4 separate regions of the Homo sapiens genome follow, and all the other regions are linked to region 4. A link is a loop called in an ENCODE intact Hi-C map of the cell type or tissue named here. Cell type or tissue: endothelial cell of umbilical vein. All regions are shown on one strand.

Region 1 (8,000 bases), 580 kb after region 4:
GTATTTGATCATGATGCTTTACACCTTTTATATATTGCTGAATTTATTTAATACAGATATTTGAGTCTATGGATATTGGTCTATAATTTTATTTTCCTTTAGTTTATTTGTCAGGTTTCAATATCAAGATTATACTGGCTTTATAAAATGAGTTGAGATTGGCTCATTCTTCCTCTATCTTCTACAAGAGTTTGTGTAAGATCGGTATTATTCCTTCCTTTAGTTTAATAGAATTTACCAGCGAAGCCATCTGGGCTTGCAGTTTGCTTTGTGAAAATGTTTTTTATTATGAATTCAACTTGTGCAATAGTTATGGATCTATTTTTAATTTTGACTTTCTGTTTTTTGTTGTCTCAATTTTGGTTAGTTGTGTTTTGCATGGAATTTGTGCATTTCACTTCAACTGTTGAGTTTATTGTATGACATTGCTCATATTGTTCTATTATTATCCTTTTATATTTTTAGAAACTGTAGTGATGGCATTTTTAAAGCATTTACTATGTGCTTGTCACTGTGCTGCCTGCTTTACATAGATTATTCTATTTTATTCTATTTGGTTCTGTATTAGATACATTAGAAATTCATGCCTACTCAGTGGCTATACAAATCACTACTAGTTTTTATCATCCATTTGGTTGAGGCACATCCTCAGCTTGTAGTCCAAAGCCCTGAAACATCAGGGGTCTCAGGGGCCACACAGATATGCACAGCTTGAAACTAGCTTCCCATTTTTGGCAAGTAGCTGACTTGTGGTATGTTAAGAGAGGTTGCCAGATTGCTCCATATCCTCATGCTCTAGGGTAGTATTACAGTTCCTTTAGGTAATACTTTAGGAGATCTTGTCTGAAATAATGTAGTCTTAAGTTCTTTTTCCTTTCCTAGTTTTTTGATCATATGCTCTTTTTAATACATGCTACAGATTCCTGCACTATTTATGATGTTTGTTAAAAGTATAGATGCATCTGTGAAAATGATAATTCACATTACTGGCAATAGTTACTGAATGGTTGAATGGAGTGGAACACTTGTTCTCTTCCATTATATAAGCTCTCTATATTATGAAAAAGTGGATCATATTATTCTAGTTGTAGTTCTTATCCCTTCTGTTTGATAAAAATCCTAATATTACTTTTCATCAGACTAGAAAGAACTTTATGATCTCTAGAAAGGCTGCAGACAGGGACATGTATAAAGAGTACAGATTCTCTTTAGTGTCCCCTGAGAAATATTTTTATTGGCAGTAAATAGCAATATTTATTAATTTATTAATAATTAACAATTGCTATTAAAATAGGAATATTATTTTTATTAACAATAAATAGCTTTGAACTTCCCTTACTTGATATTTTGTTTAAATTTAAACCTGTTTATTCTTATACTAGGTCAATATTTTTTAATGCATTTTAAAAAGTAAAATGCCATATAGAAATTGATATTGGTAGCTGCGAGAGCTGGGGGTAGGCTGTTTTCCTGCCTACGAGGCAACATCCCTACACTATGTAATGCACTGTATACCATTTCCCAACCTGAGAGGCTACTTTAGTTTTGCTGTTAACGTGTTTTATAAATATGATTTGTTCATTACTATATCTGAAATTTTTCTCACCTTGTTCCCAAACTCTGCCACAGTTTGAAATATCCTAATTTTTAGCCCCAGACCTACCCACTTATCTTTCAAGAGCCCAACTGAAGTAAGTCCTGCATCTTCCTCAAAGCCTTCCTAGACCACCTCAGATTTCCTGGCTCTCCTTGTCTTCTAAGTTTCAGCAGTGTCTGTTGTCTGACCCACAAAATTGGGCATGTGAACATGGGTTGTCCATGTTTTTTATCTCATTGACCCAGCCTTATAAGCTTGCTGAGAAGAGACATCTCTTCTGCTGCCTTTGAGCAACAGCCATGGTGCTGGGTACAAGAAATAATTTTGACTGAAAATGATTTTTCATTTTTTACCCTATTGAAATTTAGGAAGAAATGTTATTGTCAACTAATTGATAGAGCAACTAAACAGTAGGATCTCTCTTTTTCAAAGTGCCTGGTCAGTTTTAGAGTGAGCATTGATTCAGAGGGTTCAGATAAGGGCCCAGGTAGAGATGTCCTTGTCCACACCACATCTTTGAGAGTTGTACAGGCCAAAGAAGAGAACAAAACGCCATCAACTGCTGTACAGCCTGTGTTTCAGTAGACTCTGAGGGACACAGCCTTATCACAGAGCATAGAGATTAACACATGTAATTCTTTGTAAAGTGAAAGAGAATGTGTTGCTGAGAGTGAAAGGAATGGTTTTACAGTACAGCAAGTGCTGCCATGGACACCCTGGCCATAGAACCACCCACAGAGTAAACAGAGCACAGGATTTCAGAGAGAAAAGAAATTGTGATTTTCCAAAGGAAGAAGTAATAGGATCCTAATGGATGTGGAACCTCTTTTTTATTTTTCTGTATGTTCTCAGAATAATGCCCACTTGTTATCCTGGATTCTCCCAAGAGTAAAATGAAACTCCGGTCATCGGCATTATCATTGTCATTATAATCTTCCTCCTTCTCCTACTCAAATAATCATTTTTGAAAACACATAGAATGGTGAGATTTTTATGCTGTGTAACATTTGCTCTGGACATCCTTAAGCAAAATCACATGAGAAATATTACTTCAAGTCCACTAAGTCTGTCATAGGTGAGAATAATTTCTTGGCTGGGGAAATATGTCTTTTTTAAATAGTTCTTCTATTTATACTTATAGGTAAACCTTTAAAATTGTAGGCAAAAAGCATTGCCAGAAGCTCTTATTTGGAGAGATTGAGGCATGTGTTAATCTGGAAATAAAGAAAAGTCCTCACATTCAAACCCGGCAGTGAATTTTATGGTGATATTGCAGACTAATTGTCTTATTGTTGTAATGCATTATCTAACCACACGGCCCTGCCTTTCTTACATGCACATACTATTTAATTCCTTGAGCCTGAATTTCCATGTCTGTAAAATGGAGATAATGTATATGTGACTTGTAATGATGTCGTGAGGATATAAATAACGAGTGAATAATTTAGCAGAGCAACTGGTACTTAATAGGTTCTCAAGTTATTTCAGTCTAACCATAAAAATAATATTGCCACTGGCTTTGAATTCTAATTTTATTTTTTCATATGAAGTGGACACCAGCTTAAAAATTATAAAGGCTTCAAATAGTTTTACCACTCGCAACCAAGACACACTGTATAATCCCACATCAATGGATCTTAGTAGTATAAGGAACTGAATAGCAAGGAAGAAACTGAGTTAGAACTCTGGTCTATTTTAAATGATAAATACTAGCTGCGATGTAAAACCATTTGTGCGTTTCCTCAATAACTCTACTTTGAAAGTGCACACCATTTTTAAAGTAAAAGTACATTTAAGGTTGATAGTAAGAAAAATTTACTACTTGTTCCTGCATCAAGGTTTTAGAGCAAATAATACAATGAAGGTATTATACATATTCGTAGATATATATGATTATAGTTCACACCAGCCTATCACATAAATCAACTTGTAAAACTCTCCTTTCTTGTTTCCAAAGAGAGTACATATGATACGGCATCTACCATGGAAACTAAACCAACTTGGAAATAGCAATAATGTCCTTAATTCAGTAATTCTTTTTCTTTTAGCTGTGTTTTTCCTCTGGGTAAACCTCTCTGCGCACTGGATTTCTTTCTAAATCTGAATGTCCTCTCTGGCCATATTGAAGAATGTGCTCACTGTACTGTTTCATTAAACTGCTGTGTTGTCGGGTAATTGTTTAAACATAATGCCATAGCACTATCAAAAGGAAAGGTGAACTAATGGCATTTGCAAATGTCAGGGATTATCTTAACACTTTTATTATAGTTTATAAAAAGTAGGTTCAGGGCATTTCATGGCAATTATTTCTACAGAAATTGGTTATTTAAATAAATTGCTAATTATCTGAAGATGACAGTATTGAAAATGCTACTAATGAGTTGTTTAATAAGTGTAGCTTGTGGTGGCCACCTACAGGTTGAAAATAGAAAGAACATACATATAGACTAATTATGCCTAGTAAATGCCATATATTTTTCTCTCTAGTGACAAATTTAAAGACATTTAGCTCTTCATGCCATCTTTTGAGTCTTGGACAGTATAGTGAGTTTCTAAGCTCCTCATAAATTTGGTTTTGGTTCTAAAACAAATTTCACTTTGCTTCTGTAATTGTCTTTGTCCTATTATTCTTGGACATAATTATCTTTAGTTATAGCTAGTATGATTTTATAATTTATCATCTGAACTGGGATACTTTTAGACCAAAGGAAGATAGCTATTGTTACATTATGTAATTACAAATAAATACAGGTATAATAAACTGGGACTCTCTTGGGCAAACTGGGCTATATGGTTACTCTAGTTATACAATTACTAGCTATTCTACTTCTAATTTAATTTTTATCCAACAATTAATATAATGTCTATTTTTCTATAATGTTGATTTTTATGGTTTTATCATACCTGGATAATATATCTTTATTAATTATAACAATTATTATTATTAACTCTTCTTTCTAAAGCTTAATTTATATCCAGACACTTAAAATCAGGAAGCAGCATAGCATTGTGGTTAAGAGCATGGTGTTGGGAGTCAGGTAGGCCTGGATTCAAATACTGGACCCATACTTTCTAACAGAGTGATCTTGAGGATGTGGCATTTATCCCTGCTGAATCTCAGTTTACACATCTATAAAAATAGAGACAGAAATATCTATTTCATAGTAATGTGACCAGCACAATGTATGCAAAAATAAATAGGAAACTATCTGTCAATTAGAAAGCACTCAAAAGAGGAGCATTTATATTTAACATATTTAATCTTAAAAGTTAACTCATACTTGCTTCTTTTCTAAGTTAATCACTGGTATCTGTTGGAAAACTATAGAGCATATAAAATTGCTCTTAAACTACCAAGAATAAGTTATAGTATCCCCAGATTTTGAATTGGAAGAGAAAAACTAATCCAATATTTCCTGTAGTACAGAGAAGTCTTTCTGTTGCATCTTGCTGTCAAGTAGCCATCAAGATTCAAGGAATAGGGAAGTTCCATTGTAGCTGCTTTCATTGCTGAATTTACAATAAATTAATTATAAAAATAAGAATAATAAAACCAATCGTGTATGCTGAATTGTTCGTTCCAATTTGCTACATAGGATAAGCCCTTTTTTTCATGATTATCCTTCAAATATTTGATGACCATTTATAGGATTTCTTTTAATCACTATATAGATATATATGATATGTGTGTGAGAAAGACAGATCAAGAGAGATCATCCTATTCACTCTGTTGTGTTTGTAGATCTTTTATCTAAAATATTGGACACAGAACCAAACATGTTCTTTGTAATGTACAGAGGATAGAATCACTGTATGTATCACTCATATATAAAAATGTCACATCATATATACTGATGATGCTTATTCTCGTAAGGTGAATTTTAGGAACATTATAAAAATAGATATTTTTACTACAGAAGTAAATTATAACACCATTTTATCAAAAAGAATCCAACAATAAAAAGTATATATATATAAACTTGAAAGGTCTTCAATCCCTTTACTGCAGGACTCACCCCCTTTCCCAGAGATGATACCTGTGAACAGTATGAAATTCAACATTATATGCATTTACATGCACACATACTAAATGTAATCACATACTTTTTTGCCAACAATGGGAGCATACCATATATATTGCTCTGCTACTTGTGATTAACTCTTAACATTATAAATTAGAGCTATTTGCGTGTCAATTTTAAAGGTTTTCTGGAATATCATATCTTGGTGAACTATAATTTATTTAATAGAGTAACTACTCATGATCCTTTAGATTGTTTTCTACGGTTTTTCTATAGAAAGTAATACTTCCAGGAACATTGTTGTATATGTAACTTTGTGTCTAAGCACTAATGGAACAGATTCTTCAAAAAAGACTTAGAAGATATATATATATATATATATATATATATATATATATATATATATATACACACGCACACACACGTTGCAAATTACACTTAAAAATCTAATAAAGATTTATTCACACAGATACACACATTTACTACCATAGACTCAAGCTATGAATATTCATAATTTTGAAGCCAATGAAATAATATATGGGTTACAAAAGGAACCCCAAATGTTATATCTAGGAATGAATATTAACAACCCTTAAAAATTAAGTGTTTATCCTTATATGTGTTATAGCTGAATGTTTATTTTTCTGATCAATTTTCTCTGGCTTTGACACTAATATTAGCTTATACACATTATAAGCTAGGCACTGTGCCAAGTCTTTCCCATGAGTTGTATCATCTAATACATCCAAACTCCCTGGAATATTATTAGTATTAATGTCCTTGTTTTTTAATTAGGGAAAACCAATGTTTTAGGAAGTTGAGGAGCTTGCTCAAAGCTACAATTGTATAAAGCAAATGGTTTGAGACTTACACCTAATTGGTTGGACTTCCTCTGTGTTCTCATAGCATCAGTCTGTACTGATACTAGTTTTCTTAGGCAAAAATAATCCAGAGATGGTTCTTTTGGTAATTGCTGCATTGTCACTTCTCAATAATAACTGAAAATGGGAACTTTCATGTCGCAGAGACTTTATTTTTAATGTATTACATCCTTTTTAAACTACGTGACACTGGATAAGTTATTTATTCAGCTTGAGCTTCTCTTCCTTTATGTACAAAATAGAGAGGACAGCACCTAGCTTCAGAGTTACAAGGGTTAAAGTACACAGTGTACATGAAGCCCCTGCCTCAGTGTCTGCACGTGGAAATCACTCTATGAATGAGTGATCCTACTCATTCCAGTAACAGTAGCTGACACTTTCAGAAAGGAGAATGGCCCTCTTTGGTGAATGTTATTAATTCTCTTGGTAAAAATAAATGCCTGACACATGCTAGGTACTGAGTTATTTAATATGAATCCACTAGGAACATATTGAATGCATTATGAAGCAGAAAAACATAGCTATGAAGATAGGAAGACTTGGAGAAAACATAAAAAATTCAACTAAAATTAAAACATTTTCAGAAGAAATTTTTAGCTTTTCTGAAAAAACTAAAATAACATCAAATAATCAACTTTATTTTTTCCATTTCTTCTCTTTAAATTACACATCTCTACATATAACCCTAGATCCTTTTAGTACTTCAGTTTCTGATTGAATTATGCAAATATTCTCAGAGGACCCTAATCCATGTGTAAAGATGTTATTTTTAAATAGGTGTGTCCCATGTATTTATTAGTATATTAACTTCATTAACATTGTACACTTAATTTTAGTAAAGCATAAATTTGTTGGTGGTTCATTTATATGTAGGTTATAAAAATCAATCTCTCACCTCCTAAATCCTTGAAATTCTTGATTTACTAATTTTTTTTCTTCTGGATGGTGTTAAAACTGTTAACAATTAGACAGTCAAGGTTCAATTTCTAATGAATTTGTTATCCACTTAATTCATTATATTTTAATTAATGTAAGCAAATTAAAACTACATTTTCTTTTTGCATACACAGTGAGCACGAATGAGTATTATAACCCAATTTCTGTTTTATTGCCAGCTAGAGCTATTATCAGGGAGTTTATTGTGGACTTAGTTCTAACAATTAATTGTGTAACAGTCGCTGTCCTAGAGGAGTCAAATGATTAGGGGGAGAAAGACAAACAGAATTAAACTCAATTATTCAAAATTCCAGTTATTTAGCATATGTTCCACACTCTCTTGCTCATTAAAAATTCCTTTTTTCTTCAAGGATTTAGTCATGCGAAGTACATCTCTGCCTCCTTTTCACCAATAAACTTGAGTTCAGATATTGTAATTAAAATCCATGGACATTTTGCTTCTCAAAAAAAAAAAATCTTAAATATATTGATGTCAGCCTTTTGAGGCTTTTTTTCCTTTGGGGTCAAAGTAATCTTCATCAACATTATGACACTGCTAAATGA
Region 2 (8,000 bases), 630 kb after region 4:
AGTCTTGCTCAGTAAGTATCTTGTAGTCTCTCCTTCCTCTTAAGGTTTTGTGTTCAGTTCACATTCTCAGTATAGCTCCCAATTATGTGAAACACCAACCCTGTATGATAAAGAGTCTAGAAGTGGGTGGGAAAGAGGAAGTTTTCTTAGCCTTGGGACCTACCATGTTCTTCTACAGTTAAAAGATCCCAAGTCTACATTCTGATCACTCCACTCCTTGTCTGAGTCTACTGTATACAAATTGTGCCATGTTTGAGGATTGAGATAACTCATAGCTTTTGTATCTTCTTCCTGGAAACATCAGGGATGATTTAGATTATACTTTACTGTTCATCCCTTGCAGTGTATTTCTAGATTCATTTTAGCAGCAGGATTTTACAATAATCATGAAAATCCCATAAAGTACATGACATTATGTGATTTTCAAAATCTGATTTCTTATGTTCACATGGTGAACTATTTTAAGACTATAGTAAAGTATACCCATAAGCATATACTACAAAAAAATAGAATCTCAGAGTGAGCAAAGAGGATTAAGTAAAGCATCAGTTGACTTTTATAGTCAAAAGAAAAAAAATACCCCTGTGGAGGAAATGATAATGATGTTCCTTATAATTGTTGTGAGAAAAAAACACCACCAACTCTAAGAAGGTTATAACAGGCCTAATTAATGTTCAAATTGTTCCTCCTGAGAAACAGATTTTTTTAATCTGATGTAAATGGGCTTCCTAGAAAATGTTCTTGTTCATATTTAGTAGTTATTCTATACTCTTTTCTACATTGTACTAACATGCAGCACTTCAGAATAGAAAATGAAGGGGTTTTTGTTTCTGCTTTTTGGTTTTGGCTTGTTACTATTCTTACTCATACTGTACAAGTAAGAAGGTAAATTGAAAACATTGACAATTTTTGTCTAAAAGTGTGGATTTTTTCAAAACCAGAGCTATATTTCAGTTGAAGATAACTTGATTAAATTTTTAAAAACGTATGCATTTGGTCCATGCAATAGTTGTAGGAAAGTATTTGTAGTTATATTAAAAGTTTTTCCTCTGTTAATGTCTATATCTAGGTCATATTCTATTGTATGGCCAGGAATTCTGGTGCCACCACTTTCTAACCATGGGGCCTGGAGCAAGTCATTTAACTTTCCTAAGACTCACTTTCCTCACCTGTAAAATGGGGCTGAAAATTAAACCTATCTTTTAGGGTTATCTTGAGGACTAAAGAAGATAATATATTTAAAAGTGCTAACAAAGTGCCTGGCCCCTAAGAAGAGCCCGCATCATGTTAGATATTGCATTGTTTTATTCTCATCGCATAATCATTCAGCCAATTTTGACAGAAATCTCATACACAGAAATCAGTCTGTCCTATTCTGAAATGTAAAATAACTGTATCTCCTTAAAACATAATTATTTTCATTCTTTAAAAAAATAAAATGCAGGCCAAGCATGGTGGTCCATGCCTGTAATCCCAGCATTTGTGGGAGGCCAGGTGGGCGGATTGCTTGAGCTCAGGAGTTTGAGCAATATGGCAAAACCTCATCTCTATAAGAATAAATAAAAAAATAAATAAATAAATACCAAAAACAATTACCCAAGCATGGTGGTGTGTGCCTGTAGTCCTAGCTACTTGGGAAGCTGAGGTGAGAGGATTGCTTGAGCTCAGGAGGTTGAGGCTACACTGAGCTATGATTGTGCCACTGCACTCCAGCCTGGGTGACAGAGCAAGACTCTGTCTCAAAAATAAAAGTAAAAAGCAAAATGCAAAACCCTATAACCTATAACCCCAGCTCGCCTCTTCCTCTTACAGGAGCCAAACTTCTTAGAAATGTGACCTGGCTGCATATCTTTAGTTCATCATCCCTCATCCATTCCTCAACCTACCAAAAAAACCGGCATCTACTCCATTGCAGATCTCTCCTATAAAGGCAAATGTTATCCGGTATATTGCCGAGTGTTACATCCAGTCATCGCTTCCAGCTCTGATATTCCTGACCTTTCTGCAGCGCCTGACTTAACTCTCTTGGATCTCTTCTGCTCGGTGTCCCTCACGATCATCTTCCTTAGCCTTCCTTTTAAGTGCTAGCATTCCCAGAATTTCACACCTGGCATTTTTTTAGGTACACATCATGGAATCACTACCACTGCTTGCTGAGAACTCCTAGGCATATATATATATATATATATATATATATATATATATATATATATATATATATATACACATACATATACACATACATATATATACACACACACACATATATATATATATATATATATATATGAGAGTTCTGTCTCTCTCTCTCTCTCTCTCTCTCTCTCTCTCTCTCTCTCCTTATCCCATTCCCCATTCTGGAACCTCCTAGTATGTTTTCAATAAATTCTCTCAACCAACCTAGCAACAATGAGGTATCAGGTAGCATGCTAGGCACGAGGCTTACAATAAAATGTATTTAATCAAAGACCCAAAAGGCTTTAAGAGTCTTTGAAATAGAATCTTATTATTCTGTTTTCAGGCATTTCCTTCATTTTCTTTTTCATTCATGCATGACATGATTTTTCTTTGTTGGCTGCCATTGCCAGACACCCTGATATACTAGGTATTCAACATCTGGGAAAACAGGATAGAAATGAGTTTTTCTTTGCTCAGTTTTGTTTTAATGGTTGTTTCATTGTTTGAAGTTGAAATATAAATTGGGAAGTATGTTGAATTCATGTTGTAAATTTTGAATTTGATGTAATGTTGGGCCATGTTGGTGAAGAGGTTCTACAGGAAGTTGTAAATGACTCTCTGGAGTCTACATGTGATATCAAAATTGGAGGGATATCTTTGGAAATAAGCAACCTAGAAGCAGTATCTAAATCCACATTCTTCAAGCTTTAACTCAAATCCCAGCCACACTCACAGAATCCCCAGGGTTTTTTTAGTGGAAGAACTTTAATTTCTCTGATTCAAACTTCCTTAACTCCAGAATTTTTTATTTTAGTTCTCTTTTCTTTTTAATCTTTTGTAATAGTCCATTCTCATGCTGCTAATAAAGATATACCTGAGGCCGGGCACAGTGGGTCACGCCTGTAATCCCAGCACTTTGGGAGGCTGAGGCGGGTGGATCACAAAGTCAAGAGATTGAGGCCATCCTAGCCAGCATGGTGAAACCCCGTTCCTACTAAAAATACAAAAATTAGCTGGACATGGTGGTGTGTCCCTGTAGTCCCAGCTACTCGAGAGGCAGAGGCAGGAGAATTGCTTGAACCCGGGAGGTGGAGGTCACAGTGAGCCGAGATCGCGCTGCTGCACTCCAGCCTGGTGACAGGGTGAGACTCCAAAAATAAATAAATAAATAAATAAATAAAAAGATATACCTGAGACTGGGTAATTTATAAAGGAAAGAGGTTTGATTGACTCACAGTTCAACATTTCTGGGGGAGGCCTCGGGAAACTTACAATCATGGCAGAAGGGGAAGCAGGCATATCCTTCATCACATGGTGGTAGGAAGGAGAAGTGCAAAGGAAAAGGGGAAAAGCCCCTTATAAAACCATCAGATTGTGTGAGAGCTCACTCATCATCACGAGAACAGCATGGAGATAACCATCCCCATGATTCAGTTACCCCCACCAGGTCCCTCCTACTGCACGTGGGGATTATGGGAACTACAATTCAAGATGAGATTTGTGTGGGGACACAGCCAAACCATATCATCATTATTCATTCATCTTATATTTGTGGAGAGCAGACTAACAGACAAACAGTGTCCTAGTCACTGCAGATAATATAGTGACCAAAATAAATGCAGTTCTTCCCTTCTGAAACTTTGGTCTAATTGGGAAGTGAGTTGTCAACTAAATAATAATGCAATAATTAGAAGTTAAAAATGTCTGATTAAAAGAAGGCCATAACCTATTCTGGGCTCCTGGAAGCCTCCTTGAAGAAGGGACATTTACCATGAGCCTGAGGAATGGTTGGTAGTTAGCCATGTGTGGAAAAGAAAGGCCTTCTAGCCAGTGAGAAGGTCTTGTGAAAAGATCCTAAGGCAAAGAAAGACTATGGCATTTTTTTTGAGGAAGAAAGGAAAGACCTGGGTAACTGGATCATAGTTGACAACAAGGAGAACAATAGCAGATGAGGAGGGAGACAGAGGCAGGGGTAAGTGATGGTTGAGTTAACGTAATAAACAGCACTCCAACCTCAGTTTGACCACTTTCAGACGTGAGAACTGCCTGCAGGCAGCACATCCCAATAGAGTGACAATGAGAATTTAAATGTCCTTTATTATGTTGTGCCAAATTCGACTCCTTAAGCCTGACATATAATAAACTGTAGCTATTTAAACTATACAACTTAATAAGTTTTGGAACATGTATATACCTGTGACACCATTACCATTGCAAGTTTATGAAAAATGTTCATTGTCCCTGGAAATTTCCTTGTGTTCTTTGCAGTCCATTCCTCCCCACCACCCCCATCTCCAGACGGCTACTGATCCATCATGCCTCAAACAGTGCCTGGCACATAAAATAAATATTTGTTGACTCAAAGAAAAGTGAATTTGTTTGGAGAATTATCTCTTGGTTTGACACTTGGTTGACTGCTCTGTCTTTTCTAGGTATGCAGTGCCATTCAGAATCAGGATTTCACTGTGATCGAAGACTACTGCACTGGCCTCAAAGCCCTGCTTTATCTGAAAAGCATTGAAGAACTACAAGACTGGGATGGACAGAGTCCAGCTACTGTGAGTCACCAGAAAGGGAAACCAGTTCCACGTATAGCTGAACTCATGGACAAGGTATGTGCTTAAATCTCCTGTGTTATTCTTGAGAACTCAGCCTTGGTTTCTATTTCAGATCTTATTTACCATCTCACATTCTCACTAACAAAGGAAACACAGTGCCTCCTGGATGTGATTTCTTCAGTGGACTCTTTCTGAAGGAGACTTGATTACAGCCATATGATGGGTCTGTGAGTTACCTTTTTATAAACCAATACAACACAAGATTATATAAAAGGAAAAGACCGATGTTTGCAGTGTAAAGTGCCTCCAAATTCTTGCTTACTGTGGTGATGACTGGCATTCTTCCCAGTGGGAGTCTGGAGATTTCTTTATGCTTTCTGGAAATTATAACATTACCTTTCTATTTTCAAGACAATCAAATCACTGTAGTCTTGAATAATATAAGGAAGTTTTTAAAATTAAAATCTAATCAGTATCTTTTGTAACTGCTTCTGCTGTGTGGTTAAACCCGGTCTCAAACGGTTATGGTCCCAGCTTTCTCACTAACTGCTATTTTCCAAGAAATATACACTACATTTACGTTTTCTATAATACAGTGATTTTAGCAACACTGCTAAAACAACATTCAGCATTTTGCCTTTGTATTTCCTTTGTATTATTCTAAATAGATAACCATTGTCAGAAGACATTTCTTGAGCCCTCAATGAGGGGAGGAAAAAATTATAATTCTTAGTCTTTTCAGCTTGTCACTACATCAATAATTAACTTTAAAAAAAAGAGAGGCAGTATAAAAAGATTCTTTAAGGAAGCATTTAATAATTCAAATGAATCTTAACTTGAAGCAGGTCACATGAAAAAGAATGGAAAACAAAAGCCCTGGGTACTCTGCCTTGGATGACTGGGTTAGGGACTCAGAAAGAATAAGAGAAACATCATATAATTGACTTATATTTGGCTAGTTTTAGTAGAAAATATCACTGTCCCTCTCCTAATAGATAGCCAAAAAAAACCCTTCTTCAAGAGTAATGTGTATGGTTGCAAGTCCAGTAATGAAAAAAGAAAAGGAGGAAAGAAATAAAATCTTACAATGTGGGTTCCAGGAAAATGTCATGATGAATGACTCCATGAGTGGCAATCAAACAGAAAGACTGTGACATTAATATTTATAATATTGTAATTAGCAAGATAATGCCTAAGCAGCATTATTAGTGTAACTAATCATATTATCATAAACTGACTCTGCAGTATTTAGACAGTGAGTGTTCTTGCCTTTATCAATGACTATCAATATCCTAAGGTTGCTTATAACTAAAAAAAATTCACAAATGACTTTACAATCATTCGATGTAAATATCTCAAGGAAATTGTCTCTGACATGATAGTTTATGACCATCTATAAAATCATTGTCTCAAATTTGGGTGGTTGCCATGTGAGCGGAAATGGAAGTAGCTGCATTGCACTGTCATGTTTTGTCTTTAAAGGATTTTCACACTCGTTTCAAAACTTACATATTCAAATAAAAGATGGGTAATGATGAAGACAACTTGTGTCAATGACATAAATGGAAACTGATTTGGTAATAGTTTGAATCAAGATTCAGACTTTATTTTGTTAAGCTCAGCTTTCATCAAAATCGTAAGTGTAATTTTCAGCATTATCATTCGTTTAAAAAAAGGAAGATTTTTCTATGTGATTATATTAGTGATTCATTTCTCAACACTAACTTGAGGAATAAGCAGATGGTCTGGTAATAGATTTGTGCTTCTGGATTCTCCTGTGCAGGCTGACATGACTAAAACAATAGGTGATTATCCCTTTAGATTTATATCCCCAGTAGTGAATCAAAGTACTCTGGATCTAGGGTACAGGTGATTTCCTAATCGTTCTTTTTTTTGGTCCTATAATTTTTTTATTTTTCTTTTTATTATGTTTATATTTTTTATTATACTTTAAGTTCTAGGGTACATGTGCATCATTCTCAGCAAACTAATCATTCTTTCTTAATGTTGCTGCTGCTTTTGTGTGTGTGTGTGTTTGTATGTACGTGTGTATGTGTGTGTATGTGTGTGTGTGTCTTTGCATATAACTCACATTGTCCTATCATTAGCCAAAGAATAGTATGCTGGTCCTCACAGTGTCCGCATACTATAGGAAGATGAGAGAAAATGTAGACCCTTTGTAGAAAGACACTCTAGAAGTATCTGGCTTCTTTACACAGGAAAATTTTGTTTGGAAAGTACAATGGCTACTCTGATATTCACTCATAGGTCAGGCTAGAATAAACCAGAATAGATATTTAGAAGAAACCCATTACAGTGCAGTGTTTGACAATGGAGAGAAAATGAGACTTGGGCTATGGAAACAAGGATTTGGCCAAGTATGTCATGTTATCTTTCAAGTAATTAGCATATTAATATACTTTCCTTATGCTTACCTTACTTATTAACTGATCAAACTGCCTAACCAGCATTTCTTCAGGTGGCTGTTGAAGGGCAGGTAGTTGGGTGTTAGTACACTTACTGTGCAAGCCATTAAAATCTGTGCCTGCAAGAAGAGCAAATTCCTGAGAAGAACAGTCATCAGCTTTGGCACAACACAGAGCTGTTGATGTCAAACTCTTGGTGCTTAAAAACCATGCAGCATGCTTGTGAGAAATGTAGGTTCCCAGGCCCCACTAGCATTGATCCTGAGTCAGTGGGTAAGAGGTGTGTTGAGAATCTGCATTTTAACATCATAATTCTCATGGAGGGATCCAAAAATCTGCATTGCCAAAAGGGACAAAAAAGAGAATAGCAATAGAACAGTGAGAGATTGAGAAGTCAGCAATGAGCAGAACACAAGCTTCTCTTGATGGAGAAAGTAAACAATAAATAATTTTGAGCTGAAAAAGAAGTGAAATAAAAGAGGCAGGAGAGGAATGCCAGAGAAGCATCACATTAGGTTCCAAATGGCCAGAGGTTGGAAATACCCAATGAAGAAACTGCATGTAGGACAGCAGTTATTAGCAAATAGTAAGACTGCTGGATTTATGTGAAGCTTCCTTGTTAGCTAGACAACTTGGGCAAGTTACTTAATCTCTGTAAACCTTTTTATAAAACTGTACAATGAAAATAATTACAATACAGTTCCATAATCCCTCATTAACAATTCTGAAATCCAAAACATACTGAAACCAAATGGTTTTACATAATTCATTCAGCAGAAAACCTGGCCTGAACTGATGTGAGACTTGCTATAATCTTTATTCCTCTCAGAGAACATCA
Region 3 (8,000 bases), 680 kb after region 4:
AAGAGAGATTCGCATGTATTTATAATTCTATATGTGTAGTAGAACCATATGAAGGAAACTAGTTTCTTTTTCTTTTCTAATGTTACATGAAGTTTTCTATAAAATATATTTGTCAGAATTTTCAAGTTGGCTTTTCACATTTAAAAGCAGAAATGCTTGCCAAAGTCTAACTGAAGATAGATTTACTTATCCCTAATGTACAATATGATTATTTGCACCATAAAAGGCCCAATACTCTTTGAGTGCAAGTTGACTTGAAGAACTATCTAGATTGATTCTGTTAATTTATTTTAATTTTTACTAGGGTTTACATTTCTATTCTCTCTGCATTCTATGGGGATAAAGCTCAAAGTATAAACCTTGAGTGCTTCCAAATCTAATTAGTACATCCTACTCCAAACAGCCTAACAAAGAGTCAATCAAAGGAGTTCTTTGACCTGCTACTTGATTTGAGAGTTCCTAAGCAGTTTTCGTGTGTGGTTCTAGAATACCCAGAATGCTGATTTTGGTAGGAGGCTGTGGATATGTACTGCGGCTACTTGGCAAAGGAGTCAGTAACTCCTCCCCTGACCCCGGAGGGTTCTGTAATGCCTCAAATGGAATCCAGTTAACACGACACAGAGGCCTCTGGGCATCTATTGCCATCCATTCATTCAGCTAAGATGACTGAAATTCCTACCATGTGTCAGCCACTGTTCTAGACACTTGGGATTTATCCATTTAAAAAAGGAACCTACCCTTGTAGAACTTATATTTAAGTAAAAGAGATAAAAATGAACAAACAGTAAAGATAATAAATGATAGTATATTCGGTGATAAGGGCTATGTAAACAGGAAGGGTGGAGAAGGCAAGGGAGCTCAAAAGTATGGAAGTCAGGAGACAGGTTGCATTTTAAAGGTTAGACAGCAGTGAGTATGGACCTTTTAGAGAAAGTCTCATATGAGCAAAATGTGAAGGAAATGAGAAATAAGCCTCGTGGATGTCTGTGAGAAGAGATTTCCAGGCAGAAGGAATAGCGAGTAAAAAAGCCTTAAGGATCAGCCAAGAGTAGGGTGTCTGGAGTAGAGTAGATAGGGGGAGTAATAAGAGACAAAGTCAGGGAGGTAAGTAAGGTAGAGTAGAGGAATAGTGGCCATGCTCATGCTCTAACTTAGTTCCCTTCTAATTCAAGAACCTGTTAGTCACCTTCTATGCACCTCGTGCCTCGCTTGGTCTTCCCAGCTTCCCAGTTCGGTCTGGCATACACTTATTAAGCTTCCATTATATGCCAGGGACTGTGTTAGAAAATGCAAGCACAATCCTACATGAAGCGAGATCACTATACATCTTCAGTACTTCCCATTCCATTTTGGATCACTATGACAAGGTTTGCAGATGTGATATGTACTCAGAAGTGAACTTTCCCTACCTCCTCATGTTTACAGATCTATTAGACGTATGATCCACTCAGCTCACACTTACATTTGGCTTCATGTCATCACACAAAAATTAATTACTTGATTATTGGGAAAAAACAGTATTATAGTGTACCAAATGAGCTGCACTTTCAAAACAAGCCAGAAACATCTTTATTCTCTTAAAACCCACTAAGCTCCTCTTCTTGGCTATGGATAAAATCCCAGAGTTTTTCTGATCACTTCCAGACATTAGAACACCCTCAGATAATAAAGAGTCCAGCCAGGAAACTTGTGGCTCTCCTCTTATTTAAACAATCTCTGCTTTAACCTGCACTAGGCCCTATAGCATCAGTAGAGAAAAGGCCGGATGCTTAGGTCGTCTGTGATTATCTTCTGCCTCCCTCTCCCATCCTTCTTCTCCACTTCTCCATGTCACCTGTGATTCCTCCATTGTGCTGGGAAAGGATGAAGCATATGAGGCTAAAAGATGATTGTGTAGTGCTCTTATGGCATGGTTGTGATATTGATGCAATCAGGGCAGGTGCCAACTCTTTTTCTTAAAGGATACCTCTGTGGGATCTTCAGAGCCTCCCATTCTGTCTCCCTGGTGATACCTTCTGCTCTGCCCATTATGATTTCCTATGCTTCGGCATTTCACCCCTGAAGTCTCTTTCTACTGGGATTACCTCTCCTTGGCAGGGCTTTCAATGTAGTTATATTGCAGCAGCTTTCCAGAGTGTCCCCAAAAAAAACTCCTGTCTCTGTCATCATAAGCAAACACCTCTACTGGCCCTACTATCAGGGAACCCTCACAACCAACCTCTGACATACAGGCCTTTCTCAGCAGTAGTCAGACACCAGCCTCCTTACTTTAACCCTCCACAGCTACCCACCCAAGCACCCAGGGGCATGTCCATGTTCAGGTTGCTAAGACTGGTATCACTACAGTCAGCAAGTGTCCCATAAAGGCAGATTTTTTCCAAGTAGCAAATAGGTAGCCCAGAGTAAAAAAAAAAAAAAATGTCAGTTGCCTCTTTGGGCAAGTACCCCACTCTTGATTGTATTTAGAGTGTCTTCTGTCACTTGGCTTGAGGTAGCGGAAACAGAACATTCTACAGGAGAGAGCAGAGAAAATTACAGCACTTTTTCTGGGCTATCAATACATAATCTTTTCTCCAGTGTCTTCTCTGCCTCTCCTTAGAGCTATGGGTGACAGGGAAAGATCCCAGACCTACAGAGTAAATTTGAATCACATCTCACCAAGTCCTGCCTGATCCACCTTTAGAAAGAAGGAGATTTGCCAACATTCCTTTCATAGTTGGGGCCTCATCTAAGACTGAGAAACATCTTATGACATCCTATTACAATAATGCTGCCTTTGCCTTTAATCTGTTGTTCGTAAACATAAAAAATCTTTTCAGTCTAGAAATATCTGGTAGTGTGGTAATGACGTTTAAAACCAAGGATGTAATGATACTTCAGTTGGTTAAACTCAAGTTTTGTAAAGACAGGTCCAAGATTTTTTAAATCCATGAATAGAACCCAGTCTTGGGGTTTAATACTGTTTCATTTTCTTTTGCATATCTAAACTTATGAGTGTTATTAGGTTTTTCATAATGTTTTGATTTTTCTTTAAAAGATTCATCTTGTGAAGCCATTTTCAGAATACATAAATTTTTTTTTATTTTTATAACTTGTTTCTCAGAAGAACAAAAAACACTTTGCAGTTTTCTAAAAATCCCACTGGCGTGATCCAATTATAATTAGAGAAATCCAGCTACAGCATCAGAAATGAGATGGAAGGAATCTGAGGCACCATGACTGACTTGTTCATCACCGATGAACCGAATCTGGCATCGATCAGAATAGGATCAACAGAATTGTAGAATTCTTAATTTGGAGCTATTATAGGAAATTAATTTACATTTTGGATAAGATTTACTAATCCAAAAACTTAAAAAAGAAATATCCAATTCTGGCAGACTTCTTTTTCGAAAGGACCAAACTCAATGACAAAATTTTAGAATTCCTGAAAAGAGTTAACTGGAATTACCTTGGTGTTTTATTTGATAGGTAATATTTACTACCCACAAGCCTTTGTTATGAGGGTGGAATACATCTACCCAAGTCAGTCATGTGACTGGAATCAGTGAAAGCTCGTCACTGGTGCTGCACAGTAACTCATAAGCAGACAGAAAGCCAGAGGAGAGCTCTTCCTTCTCCAAATCCCTGGAAAATGCATTGCCTTAATTAGCAAACACTATCTTGAGTGACTCCTCTAGAGACTCCCAATTAACTAAGCTTCTAGACTAACATGAATTCTTCTCTCTTATTAGTTCATATTTATGTTTTTTAAATCAACAAAATTTCCCAACACTTTGTCACCCTAGAACCCAACCTTTATGAACATTTTTTGCGAGAAAAATGCAAAAGAATGAAACTAATGCAGTTTATTAAGCAAATAATCTTAAAAGCAGCCCACAACACAACTGCTCACCAGCTCGCAAGCTCACCGGATTATATTTCCTGCTGTTTTCAGTTACTTCTATTTATACTTCTAACCGGATGAACTCACCATGCCCCCTACTGCTTAAGAGCAATACTACCACAGTGTAGCACAACACAGCACATCCTAGTATTCTCCAGAGATTTCCTTCTGGCCATATGGTAGCTTTCAGAATGCTTGTTGAACAACATTGTTTGTCTCCCCTTGGTCACCAATGCCAGGATAAATCTGTGGAGTCATGCTGGCAGAAGAAATGGCCTCCAATCAGCAACAACAAACAAGTTCTTTATTACTGACCCCACCATCTGTCCCTGTTTCCACATGCCATTCTCATATAGAAACAGGTTTCCGCCAGGCCAGGTTCAGTGTGCATCCAGCATCTACCATTAGGTCAGCTTGAATATCCAGATTACAACTGTGCTTATCCTCTTACCTAGCTAACATCCTTTATCCAGAATGGAAAGTGGTTGGTGGACACTGAAAAAAGCCTGTGAAAGCCGTACTGCTGATAAGAGATATGTTTGCTAACGTCTTGGATTAGGGATGTGTACTTAGTGGAGATATCAGCCTCGGTGTGACAAAAGCAAGATGTAAGTATTACTTCCTTTATGTTAAGGTGTGCACCCACCAAGACCACTCTGCTTATAAACAGTGAATATGGAAGGAGTGTTCCCTGGTACTTTAATTATCAGCCCATTTTTACAATTGTGTAGCCAGAGATGTTCCCAAGATGAAGTTGTTTCCTAAAGGCTCATTTCAGAGAGGTAGATCATCCTACATGCTTTGCCATTGTAGTTTCAATATAAATACTTTAGGCCTGCTTGCAGCGCATCTTGAGTGCTCAAAATATCACATTTAGTGACAAGGATAAAAAAGACAGTGCTCTCAAACCAGCAATATTAAAGTAAGTGTGCCAAGAGCACATTATGAAAAAACTGATGGAGATACAGAGCCGACAGAATGTCTGCAGAGAAGCGCAATGAGAGAAATTGTCTTTCCCTGTTAATACCATTATGAGAAAGCTCATGGAAAGTTATTTTATTAAGTGTTTGTGTTATTAAAACCTATTCCCCTGTCTGAAATTTAATGCTACACAATGTACTAAATAGTCAGGTTTCAAGAGAGATGATAAACCTGGAAGAATTACATTACTACCCAAAGTATTGGTCATTGTACAGGGATTTAAAATTTAACAACCACATTAAACACCAAGCCAAATCAATAGTAATATTTTCAGTCTCTCCGAGGCAGATGACTGAATATGCTGAAAGCATTGTGGGGTTGTGTGGCACTGTGTTAGCTGGTCCATGCATCATTGAGGCCCGTGTCTGGTGTAATCAGCTCTGGGAAGACACTGTATTCTTAGCATTCCCGGAAGGCCTGCTGTTCCACAGCAACAAAAGACACAAGCACGGCACAGTACCACAGCACCAGCCGATGAACAATAAACCTGGTTCAGATTGAACTATTTACTTGGCATTTGCTATATCCTTAGGCTCCACTGGAAAAATTAATAGGTGGTCAGCTTTAGCAAATATCACAGTGATGGAATAAGGAGATTTGTTAGCCAACAATTTCTGATTTGTGTCACTTGTAAATATGATGGTTTTAGTTGTCCATTTTAACGATTCTTTCTAGTCGACAAATACCTAGCTGACTACTCTTTACCAGTGTCAAGGATGGCATTGAAAAAAACAAAAAAGATCTAGCTGATTTTGGCTCAGAAGTTCTTTCTTCTTGTCATAAATTTGCGTTCTTGCCTTCTTTAAAGGTGTCATTTAATGGCAGCACCTTATTTTTACTGACAGTGTTTTTGGGGAAGTTCAGACTATTCGTTCGTGATTCATCCAAATACGTGATTCTCCCTTGGATTCCAGCACAATTTGTGACCTTCTAATACTGAAGCACTAAATATCATTCCTGCTTTGATGGCAGGAAGTTTCCAGGGAAAAACCTAGGTGGGTAGGAATTGAGAATTCCATGAGAGAGATACTAAGATACCCCAGTCTGGCATGGGAAAAAAAATCTCATTACGTGTCCAAAAGGAAAAACACACACATGTGTATACATGACTGGATTCGCGAGGCAGTCCACACAGTGTAGGAGAGTGCCACTGAATCCCAGTGCTAAACATGAGACATGCCTCTCATTTTCTCGTCTTTAAAACAGGAATAATAACAGTACTGACCTCATAGGGTGATTGCGAAGACTATATGGAAAAAAGAAACATGTTTAGCACAAAGCATAGCACAATGAGTGCTCAGGATTTTATTTGTGTAATGATTCCTAGCATTTTTAAAGCTTAGAGTTTTATGAATGGAGACTCTGATTTAGGATCATGCTGGATTTCCAACCTTTAAAATTATGCAAGTCATTCTTGTGTGGAAGCAGAAAGTGAATAAATGGATTGGCATCAAACAACATCAGACTGGCAACAGGGAGGCCTAAATTTCAGTCTTAACGTTATATTGACTCAGCTCGCTACTTCTGGGAATGATAGTAACTCCTCGGGCCTTGGTTTCCTCATTTGAACTGAGGGAACTGGACTCTATCAAAGTCCTTTCTGATTTAAAGAACGGTGATCCTGGCTGTGTTCTTCCTTGCATGCAGAAAATGGCCATAGTCCATTGTAGAGGAATTTTGAAAAATAACAGAAACACTCTCTCAGCCTAGTATTTCCACTATTAGTCCATCATTTTTTAACAAGGTCCATCATTAAAAATCCTGTCTAGACATCTGCTTTTAAAAGACAGCTATCAATCAATCAATTTAGCTATTGAGTACCCATGTGGGGTGAGTATAGAGGATAGAAAACAAGAAATCCTGTTCTACCATAAAACCTTGAAATCTACTTGGAAAGAAAAAAGACACTATTTTTTAAAAATTAATATTTAGTAAGGGTCAAATGAGGAACACAGGCAACAACTATTCCACTCATGTTCCTACATGTCTTTTAAAGTAGTTTACCAATTTAAAACATTAAAGGTAATAAAATTTTTAAAATTTAAGACACAGCAGAAATTATTTAGAAAGCAAGAAGTGCTTGTATGGGAAACAAAAGATAAGCTATATTATTAAAACAGGACATCATGTTTTGCTGTAAACTTATTGGTAGCCAAGAAACTAAAGAAATTCATGAGTTTTATAGCTCTCATGGTCTGATAAAAGGGGATGTCTAGGTTTGTCTTAAGAGACAACACTTTGCTCCTGGCAGTAAATATTGGGAAAATTTTGTTACATGGATCCATATTTAATGAACACTTAATAATTTACTGTACAATGCCTATAGCCGGGGTTTTGTGAAAAATACAAAAGTGTCTTTCAAATACCTATACCATATCAATTTTTAGTGAAAGCTAAGGATTAGCTAAATCAACTCAAAAGAAGTATGCTCGAGTGAACCTAAGCTAATAAAATCTAAGAACGTTGCTTCTTGGTGACCAAACTTAATGCTTAGGGAAACTCAGAAAAATGGTGGATTAAGCTGTCTTTTAGGCTGATTTTTTAAAATATCAATTATCTCCAAAACACTTTTTAAATAAAAAAAATATATATATATAAGACCCCACCTGGAAAGAGTAACCCACTAGGTACTGTTCACCTTTGCGTAAATTATTTTATCAGATCTTTTTCTATTTAAACTCCCAACACTGAGGTACTTTCAAATCCATACCTTGGTTTCACTGAGAGGAGGTTAAGTGTCAAAGGCAACGTTAACTTACTTCATCATTATGCCGAGGGCTACTAATAAGAAGCAACATCTCACGTGGCCCTGCAGAGCTGCGCTGAACCTTTAAAAGTATGTAGTAAAAATTCTCTGCTAACTGGGCCACCACCAACTTCAGAAAGTCGTGTCAAAATAGAACATTCAAATAGTGAAAATCTACTGATATTTTAAGATTTAACCAAATGGTCACCCTCTTTAAGGAAGCCTTTGTTGACACGTTTCCTCCTCTTCCTCCCCAAACTTGGTAAAATGGCATAAATGTTAATTCAATTCATTTAATTCTTATCACAACTGCAAGAAATCATGACTATTATTACCATCCTGTCACGTATGAGGAAAGTAGCATACAAAGGTGGTATATAATTTGCC
Region 4 (8,000 bases):
CAGAGTAAGACTAGACTGAAATATAATGTGCCTAAGAAGAAAAGGACAGGGGAATGGAATTCCTGGCCGTTTTTCTGTGGCTCTTAGAGACATCTAGACCAATGCTGCCCAGACCTTTCTGTGATGAGAGAAATGTTCTCCATCTGTGCCATTTAGTGTGAGAGCCCTCAGCCACATATGGCCACTGAGTACCTGAAATGCGATGAGTGTAACTGAAGAACCGAATGTTTAATTTTACTTAATTTTTATTAATTTAAATTTAAATACTTATATGTGGTTAGTGGCTGTGGTTTGTTCTGTGCTGCCCTAAAGGGAAGTTTTTGTGTTGCTAATATGACACTTGACTGCCTCTCACTTAACAGAGTTCTCAACAATGGAGAGGCCAGAGTGAAGCTAAACCATGTTCACACACATCACACATAGATACACTTACTTTCTTAGAAAACTAATAGTAAAAGGTAGATCCATAACCTGGTAATAGATGTAAAACCAAAACTAAAAAGTATAATTTGATATAGAGGAGACAAGGTAGCTCTTATTTTATAAAGACATAATTTATACCTAGAAAGCCCAACAGAATTAACAACAAAACCTCCCTAAGAATTTGACATCTTTTAATGTGATTGTATTCAAAATGAAGATGGAAATTCTTAAGTTCTTCTGCGTGTTATTTAAAACAAATAGTGTCTGTAATTGATAATAGATACTATAAAGATCTGATGAAGTTATTATATGATGAAGTACCCCAAGTAGTTCAGGACATGTTCAATCACCCAGTAAATGGTATAAAAGGTTTTTTTTGTTTGTTTGTTTACTTGTTTGTTTTTGCTGTTTGGACAAAAAAAAAAAAAAAAAAAAAAAGACTTTGTAGTCTCACTTCACATGGCCCAAAGGAAATTTCATGCATTTTTAAAGAGCTAAGGGAAATAAATGAAACAGTCAAAGTCCAGTGGAATATAGAAGTGACTTTTGAGATTGAGATGGGGGAAGAGATGATACGCTAACAAGTAGGTGAAGAAATCACTAAGCTTTGATTCCAATAATAAAAAAAAAAGCTTCCGTCATTTGCAAGAAAATGGATCAACCTAGAAAATGTTAATGTTAAGTGAAATAAGCTAATCACAGAAGGGCAAACACTGCATGATCTCACTTTTATGTGGAATTTAAAGACGTTCATCTCATAGAAGTAGAGAGTAGAATAGTGGTTACCAGAAGCTTGGGAGAGTAGTGTGGAGTGGAAATGGGGAGAGGTTGGTGTTCTATAGCACAGTAAGGTGACTATAGTCAACAGTAATATATTGTATACTTTAAAATAACGTGAGAAAATTTGGAGTGTTGTCACAGGAGATGGAGACTATCCTGGCTAACACGGTGAAACCCCGTCTCTACTAAATATGCAAAAAATTAGCCGGGTATGGTGGCGGGGGCCTGTAGTCCCAGCTATTTTGGAGGCTGAGGCAGGAGAATGGCATGAACCGGGGAGGTGGAGCTTGAAGTCAGCAGAGATCACGCCACTGCCCTTCAGCCTGGGTGACAGAGTGAGACTCCGTCTCAAAAAAAACAAAAAACAAAAAACAAAACAAACAAACAAAAAAAGACAAGTGTTTGAGGTAATAGATATGCTAATTACCTTGATTTGATCATTACACAATCTAATATGTATTGAAACATCACACTGTATCCAATAAATATGTGCAACTATTATGTGCCAATTAAAAACAAACTTATTTTAAAAAACTTATGCAAATGGGGACAATCACAAAATTAAAAGACATCAATGTACTATATTGCCATATGTATGACAGATTTTAAAAATTGGGAACTCAGTAGATAATTGGCAAACTATGATTAAGTAACCCTTGGAAATATTCAACTCTAATGGCAAACAAAAAGTGTAAATTTCACAAAAAATACACCAATCTCTTGCTTATTGCTGCTAATGCAGTTTGGTGGGAAGTTTTTGAGTGCTAGAGATGGAATAGCGAGACAGCCATTCTCACAGATGGCTAGAGATGGAATGGTGAGACAGCCATTCTCACATTCTCAGAGGATTGAAAATTACTGCTGCATTTAAGGAAAGGATTGTGTCACTAAGTATTAAGAGACTTAAAACAAACATACTTTTTTTTGTATTAATTTACCTTCTAGGAATATATTATGCAGAAGCCATAGAAATTATGCATAATATGAATGTGATACTCAAATTATGGAATATAACCCTGAACAAATTTTACAGGAACTAATTGTCTACCATTAAGACAATAGACAAGGCAATTATATGTATATAACATAAATATATATAAATGTATATATTACATATAAATATATATTATTTATATATTCATATTTAGAATTTTACAATATTTATAAATTTATAAAGTATATAAAATCTGTGTATATATACAGATATATAATATATTTATATTTACAGATATATACACAGATTTACATATATTTAAAATAAATCTGTGTGTGTGTATATATATATAGAGAGAGAGAGAGAAACAAAATTGCTTGTAGAATATTATCTCAACTGAATATAAAAAATGCAGAGAAAAAATAGGAATGAAATGTGGCTATTACATCTGGCTGGTTGGCGTAAAGATAATTTTTTGAGGCGTATGCTTTTCCATTCTATATTTTCTGTAATGGGAATATATTATGAATAATTAGAAAAACAGTGAAGGAAAAATGGAGAAAACTAAAAATATGAAATAAATACTGGAATCAATAGTAAGAATCAGATTTGAGACTCCAACTGTAATTTTAGGTAAATTAATTATTTTACTCTTACTTTTTTGTAAAATGGGATTTAAAATCTCCTAGGATTTATATGAGGAACTAGGATATAGAGGAGAGAATGCTTTGTAATTTATGAAAATTAATAAAAATAAGATATAAAATATAATGTTTGTATACATTTTTCCTTTTAATGTTGTATGTGCTTACAAGAATTACATGTGTAATGTATAAATAATGGAATTCAATGGAGAAGTTCACTGCAGTCTTAGCATATAGAATACTAGAAGCTGTATATCTTGTCCAACTTCTACATAGTCTATTGTAGTGCCATGGGTGTGGAAATCTTATACAGCATTTCTGAAAATGATAATCAAAGAAAAAGCATTTTAAGGACAGGAAAAAAGTGCATCATCTCTAGGTCAAATCTCTGGTTTATAGTATGATAATGAATTTAGAGGTAAAATTCTCAACTTCTTTTCATCATATTCTTTCTTTATCTTGGTTGATTCAACTCTGTAATCATGCCAAAGGGATTTGATTTCTTTACTATCATATTCTGTACCTATTTTAGCCCCTGTGATAAATCCTGAACAGTAAAGGGAAGGATGGGGCCACTTTTAACATTGTGTTGTATTTTTTTTTTTTTTTTTTTGAGGTGGAGTTTCAGTCTTGTTGTCCAGGCTGGAGTGCATTGTTGCGGTCTCGGCTCACTGCAACTTCCGCCTCCCAGGTTGAAGAGATTCTCCTGCCTCAGCCTCCCAAGTAGCTGGGATTACAGGCATGTGCCACCATGCCTGGCTAATTTGTGTATTTTTATTAGAGATGGGGCTTCACCATGTTGGTAAGGCTGCTCTCGAACTCCTGACCTCAGGTGATCTGCCCTCCTCGGCCTCCAATGTGTTGTCTTTTTGTCCCTTTTCAGTCTCACAGGCAGTAGAGGGCTATGGGTAATAGATATATGCAATTGGAAGGTACTTGAATTGAATAACTTGAGAAAAGGTGACGTCAGATTCTGAAAAAGAAGAGGTACATATAGAATATACTCATTAATAAAAAAAATAAAAATACTATTGGGAGTTTTTTACAGTGTATTTCTTAATACACATAAAATATAGATTGTTAATAGATTTATGAGTATATCTCTATGGCAAGAATACAAATTATTTTTGGAGTGCCAACATTGCCATTAGGCATTGTTTTATTTGCAGAGCGAAGTCTATTCAGTGAGATCTGTTATATTTACATTAGTACTATAAAGATGAACTACCAGTACAGAATGTCTCTGAAATGTATTCTTTTTCGCTTGGCTTTATCACGTGTTAAGAATTTTGTCACTAGATGGTGATGTTGAGTTGCACAGTTTATCTGTGCTGGCTTTTTTACTGGTGTGTGTATACTATTTGTAGGTGCATCATAAACAGCCATTTATACAGAGTTAAATATAAAAGTATAGCCATGTAAACTTGGAAAGTAGCTTTTAAGAGGTCTAACATTTCTAAATATTATTTGAGTCAAAAGGTTAAAATTGCTTTAATGTCATTGTTTCTTTACCTTCAACTCAAGGACTTTTAGAGGTGGAAGCAATATAAATAGCAATCTAACTTTTTATTGAAAGGCTGAGGTCCGAAAAGAGATACCAAGACATTTAAAAGAGGTAGTTTTTCAGCTTTTCAGGTATGTCCCGTCTGTGTGTATTAGCCTAATGTATGTCTTTAATTTCACTCCTCTGTTAGTATTCAGTAGTACTGGTGTTGACTACCATCTGACCTAAGGGTTGTGTTACTACTGGAACCTAGGTATTATTTTAGCTGTTTATGATTTGGGTTATGTTAATATTGCATCTGTTGCTAAATATAATGGTTGAATTACACTGATACTTTAACTGATACTTCTACATGAACCATGACTCCGAGGAAGCTGTGATTAGTAAACCATGAACCGAGTAATTTTGTTCCTCTGAATAAGATTTAAAGATAATAATATGGCCATTATTCTACTTTATCTTATTCTTAGAGATTTGTGTGTGTGCATGTGTATGCATATTTCTATATGTGGTATGTATTATATAGATATTACATGTGTGTATATGTATGGATATATTTCTCTATAAAATCTCCTCTTTGCAGTCAAGGAAAACTTGCACTGTGACAGCATTTGGAGTTTGGACTTCCCTTGCCTTTCAGGTGTATTCATTAGGATTACAAAGATTTAAGGAAATTTTATGGAATTCTTTTAAAATAGTTAAAAATGGAAGAGTGGAAGGACAAGGCATGCTAAGTATTTGAGATTAGCAAATTGATTAAGTAGTTTACAAAGTAAATATAAAGCTATGAGGGAAAAATCAAAGTGGCATTGAAGAAGAATATAAAATAAATAAAATGAGAAAGTATTAACAAAATACTTCCAGTGAAATTAGCAGGTTGTTTAATAGTATGGAAAGTAAATAATTTTTTAAACATTCTGAAAATGTTATGTAATGATGGAAGTAGTAATACATGATTTAACGTTTGTAACTTTTTTTTAATTTTCAAAGTGTTGAAAAACAAATTCCTTTATAATCAGAAATGCCCATGTATAAGGGTATATTTTAACTACTTGAAAAGTTTGAGCAGTGAGATTGGATTCAGAAGCAATGTTTCAACTCTTTTCTATTTTAATCATTTCTAAAATTCTATCTTAATTATGTTTTTCCAAGTTTTCTATCACTAAATAGATCAGCAGGAACCTCCTGAAAGCCCTACTCCCCAAATCAGCAGAGAAGAGTATTCTCTTGTCTTCTATGCACAGAGAACATGTTATCTTTATCATTTCTATTACAGAAAAACACATATTTCACCATGTCCAGAGCAGGTTCTTTGATTTGGTTTATGCCACCTAACACATGAGGAAGTCAATCAGGATGAGTACTTTCAGATTTTTTTGAAATCAAAAGACAAAAGTGCATGATTACTTTACATAATCATGCACCTGCCCTAATAAATATCATTGAAATACAGGTCAGAAAATATATGTAATTAGTCTTATGTAATTTTTGTAATGTATGTGATTAATTTCGTGTACCTTGAGTAATATGAATGTATGTATATGTCTTTATACACCTATATACACAGGCACACACATGGATACACACATTTGGTAATTTATATAATTAGTTTCATGTACATTTTGTAATATGAATGTGTGTATATGTCTTTATACACATATATACACATGCACACACACGGATACACACATTTGGTATTATCTGTTTGCCATGTAAATTAGGAATATTACTTCCATTCATTCACTTTAGGAGTGAGTGAAAGCAAGATTTGACACTCAGTTTCCAATCTCACTGCTCAAATGGCCCAAATATAATTTAATTGGGGAAATAGAAGAAAACAATTATATTAGCTGTTACCAGTGTTTAGTAAAATCAACCATATGGTCGGCAACAATGCTTCTGGATTATTTATGGATTTGTTATTAACTGTCATTTATAAATACAGAATTCTTTCAATTTAGAATCTTTTCCTTCACTTTAAACTTGAATTAGAATTCAAAGGTGAGAAATATTGATTACATAATTATCAAGTACAAATCTGGTGAAACAGTAGAAAAAATGAAATCAGTTAATAGGCTAACACAATTAATTGTTATTAATTATTTATTTATGAAATACATTATAATACTCATTAATCTAAGCATTGGTTTGTTCCACCTGGTGCCTAGTAGGTACTAGGTGACATTTGTTCAAACATAGTATTTGCAGAAAATATCAAATTAATATTGCAAGTGATAGTTTGATATTTTTGGAAAGATAAAACCAGAAAAGAAATATGTACCATTGATATACAGAATGTATCTGTTTGAAACAACAGCATTGGCAACAGCAACATGAGTAAGAAGCTCTGAGCCAAGCAAGGTCAGGAAAAAACTGCATTTTCCCCTTAGTATCAAAAGATTGTATATTAAGGACTAGGAAAGAAGGGATGCAGCTTTTGTTTTGCTACCAAAGAAAAGTGCAGAGCTAAGTCGTTACTCTAGAATGCTTATCATTTTAGATACAGACTTTGAATGAGCAGCTAATAGCTAAAATTATTTAGGAGATAAAAATTGGTACTGTGAGGATTAGCTTTAATTTTAAGTATCCATAATTGAAGTGCCACATTATGATTTTAATGTTATGATAATCTTGTTAACAAGCTGTTGTGTATATACTATCATATTTTAATGTAGTTGCAAAGCTTAAGTAAACCTTAAAGTAAATTGCTTTTTGAATCAGGCTTTTACAAGTGGAAAATTAGTGGTTTACATGTTTTGAATAAGTATTTTGTAATTATATTTGTCATTTTCTACAACTAAAGAAGACTAATAGAATAGATTTACAGATAATATTGTTTATAAGCACGTTGGCATTTTTTATTACTCGTTCTAATTATTTGGTATATATGTCACAATATACTATAATAAAATAGCTGGCCCTATGTTTTTTTGTAAGTCATCTCTTCTGGAAGATAGACATTGACATTTAGTTATAATATTTCTCATTTCTCATATATCAGCTTGTTCCATTTAGAAGATAATTAATACAATTTCTTATCCAGCATTTCTACAGGTTATTATGATGTGTACTAAATACCTTCCATTGAAGGTATTTGTGTTTATTTTATTTTGGGGAAAAAAGTCTCCCATTCTGACAAGTTGTTTTTAAAAAATGTGTTGCCTCTTTTGAAAATCGAGTAGAAGTAAGGAAACATTTTATTGTAAAAGGCCAGATAGCATGTATTTTTAGCTTTCTGGGCTACATAATTTCTGTCACAACTATTCAATTGTGCTGATGTTGTACAAAGGCATCTGTAGACCATATGTGAATGCATAGGTGTGGCTGTGTTGATGTGGCTGTGTTCCAATAAAATTTTATTTATAAAGACAGGCAGCCATCTGGATTTAGCCCTTGTGTTGTAGTTTGCAGACCCCTGGTTGAGAGCAAACATGACTTAAGTCCATTAGAAGAAATTTCAAATAATGTTTGGAGAAATATATTAAGAATTTGTGATTTTCTCTGATAGATTAATACAAATACTATGAAGTCCTTCCAATTTTATCAATGAACATGACTATATAACATTACTGAGGTGCCCTATCTACTAATTTCTAGGCTGTTCTTTGAAATTGAATAAGTCACATTTCCTGGATTACTCTTTCAAGTAATTAGTGTGATTAGGAATTAAACAGACAATCTAGCTTGTGAAATCACCAATATGCAACAAACATGA

What was found. Hi-C counts contacts between places; a loop is a spot of excess contacts. Peaks named below come from ENCODE experiments on the same cell type or tissue, not always from the same donor. Only the 100,000 strongest peaks of a DNase experiment are listed, where the experiment ranks them.
Region 1: it touches region 4 in a loop (21-fold over the local background); 18 of 110 quality-filtered maps call a loop at or near these places.
Region 2: it touches region 4 in a loop (6-fold over the local background); 7 of 110 quality-filtered maps call a loop at or near these places.
Region 3: it touches region 4 in a loop (4-fold over the local background); 10 of 110 quality-filtered maps call a loop at or near these places.

Annotation. Positions count from the first base shown.
Region 1 is chr1:97,240,153-97,248,152 of GRCh38, reverse strand. The region is part of intron 18 of DPYD (dihydropyrimidine dehydrogenase); the gene reads left to right. The region is part of intron 1 of DPYD-AS1 (DPYD antisense RNA 1); the gene reads right to left. Among named protein-coding and RNA genes, the nearest start is that of DPYD-AS1, 150 kb to the right of the region's middle. In endothelial cell of umbilical vein, no CTCF peak of the experiment used is centred here; a DNase peak (open chromatin) is centred at 4,012.
Region 2 is chr1:97,189,859-97,197,858 of GRCh38, reverse strand. DPYD (dihydropyrimidine dehydrogenase) reads left to right here. Exons shown (of 23, transcript NM_000110.4): 20 at 4,611-4,790. All of the region lies in intron 1 of DPYD-AS1 (DPYD antisense RNA 1), which reads right to left. Among named protein-coding and RNA genes, the nearest start is that of DPYD-AS1, 98 kb to the right of the region's middle. In endothelial cell of umbilical vein, no CTCF peak of the experiment used is centred here; a DNase peak (open chromatin) is centred at 4,768; H3K27ac peaks cover 1,416 bases.
Region 3 is chr1:97,134,442-97,142,441 of GRCh38, reverse strand. All of the region lies in intron 20 of DPYD (dihydropyrimidine dehydrogenase), which reads left to right. The region is part of intron 1 of DPYD-AS1 (DPYD antisense RNA 1); the gene reads right to left. Among named protein-coding and RNA genes, the nearest start is that of DPYD-AS1, 43 kb to the right of the region's middle. RefSeq lists an enhancer at 4,043-4,172. In endothelial cell of umbilical vein, a CTCF peak has its summit at 4,004 (motif pointing left); a DNase peak (open chromatin) is centred at 4,071; H3K27ac peaks cover 567 bases.
Region 4 is chr1:97,816,726-97,824,725 of GRCh38, reverse strand. The region is part of intron 3 of DPYD (dihydropyrimidine dehydrogenase); the gene reads left to right. Among named protein-coding and RNA genes, the nearest start is that of DPYD-AS2, 24 kb to the right of the region's middle. In endothelial cell of umbilical vein, a CTCF peak has its summit at 4,062 (motif pointing right); a DNase peak (open chromatin) is centred at 4,095.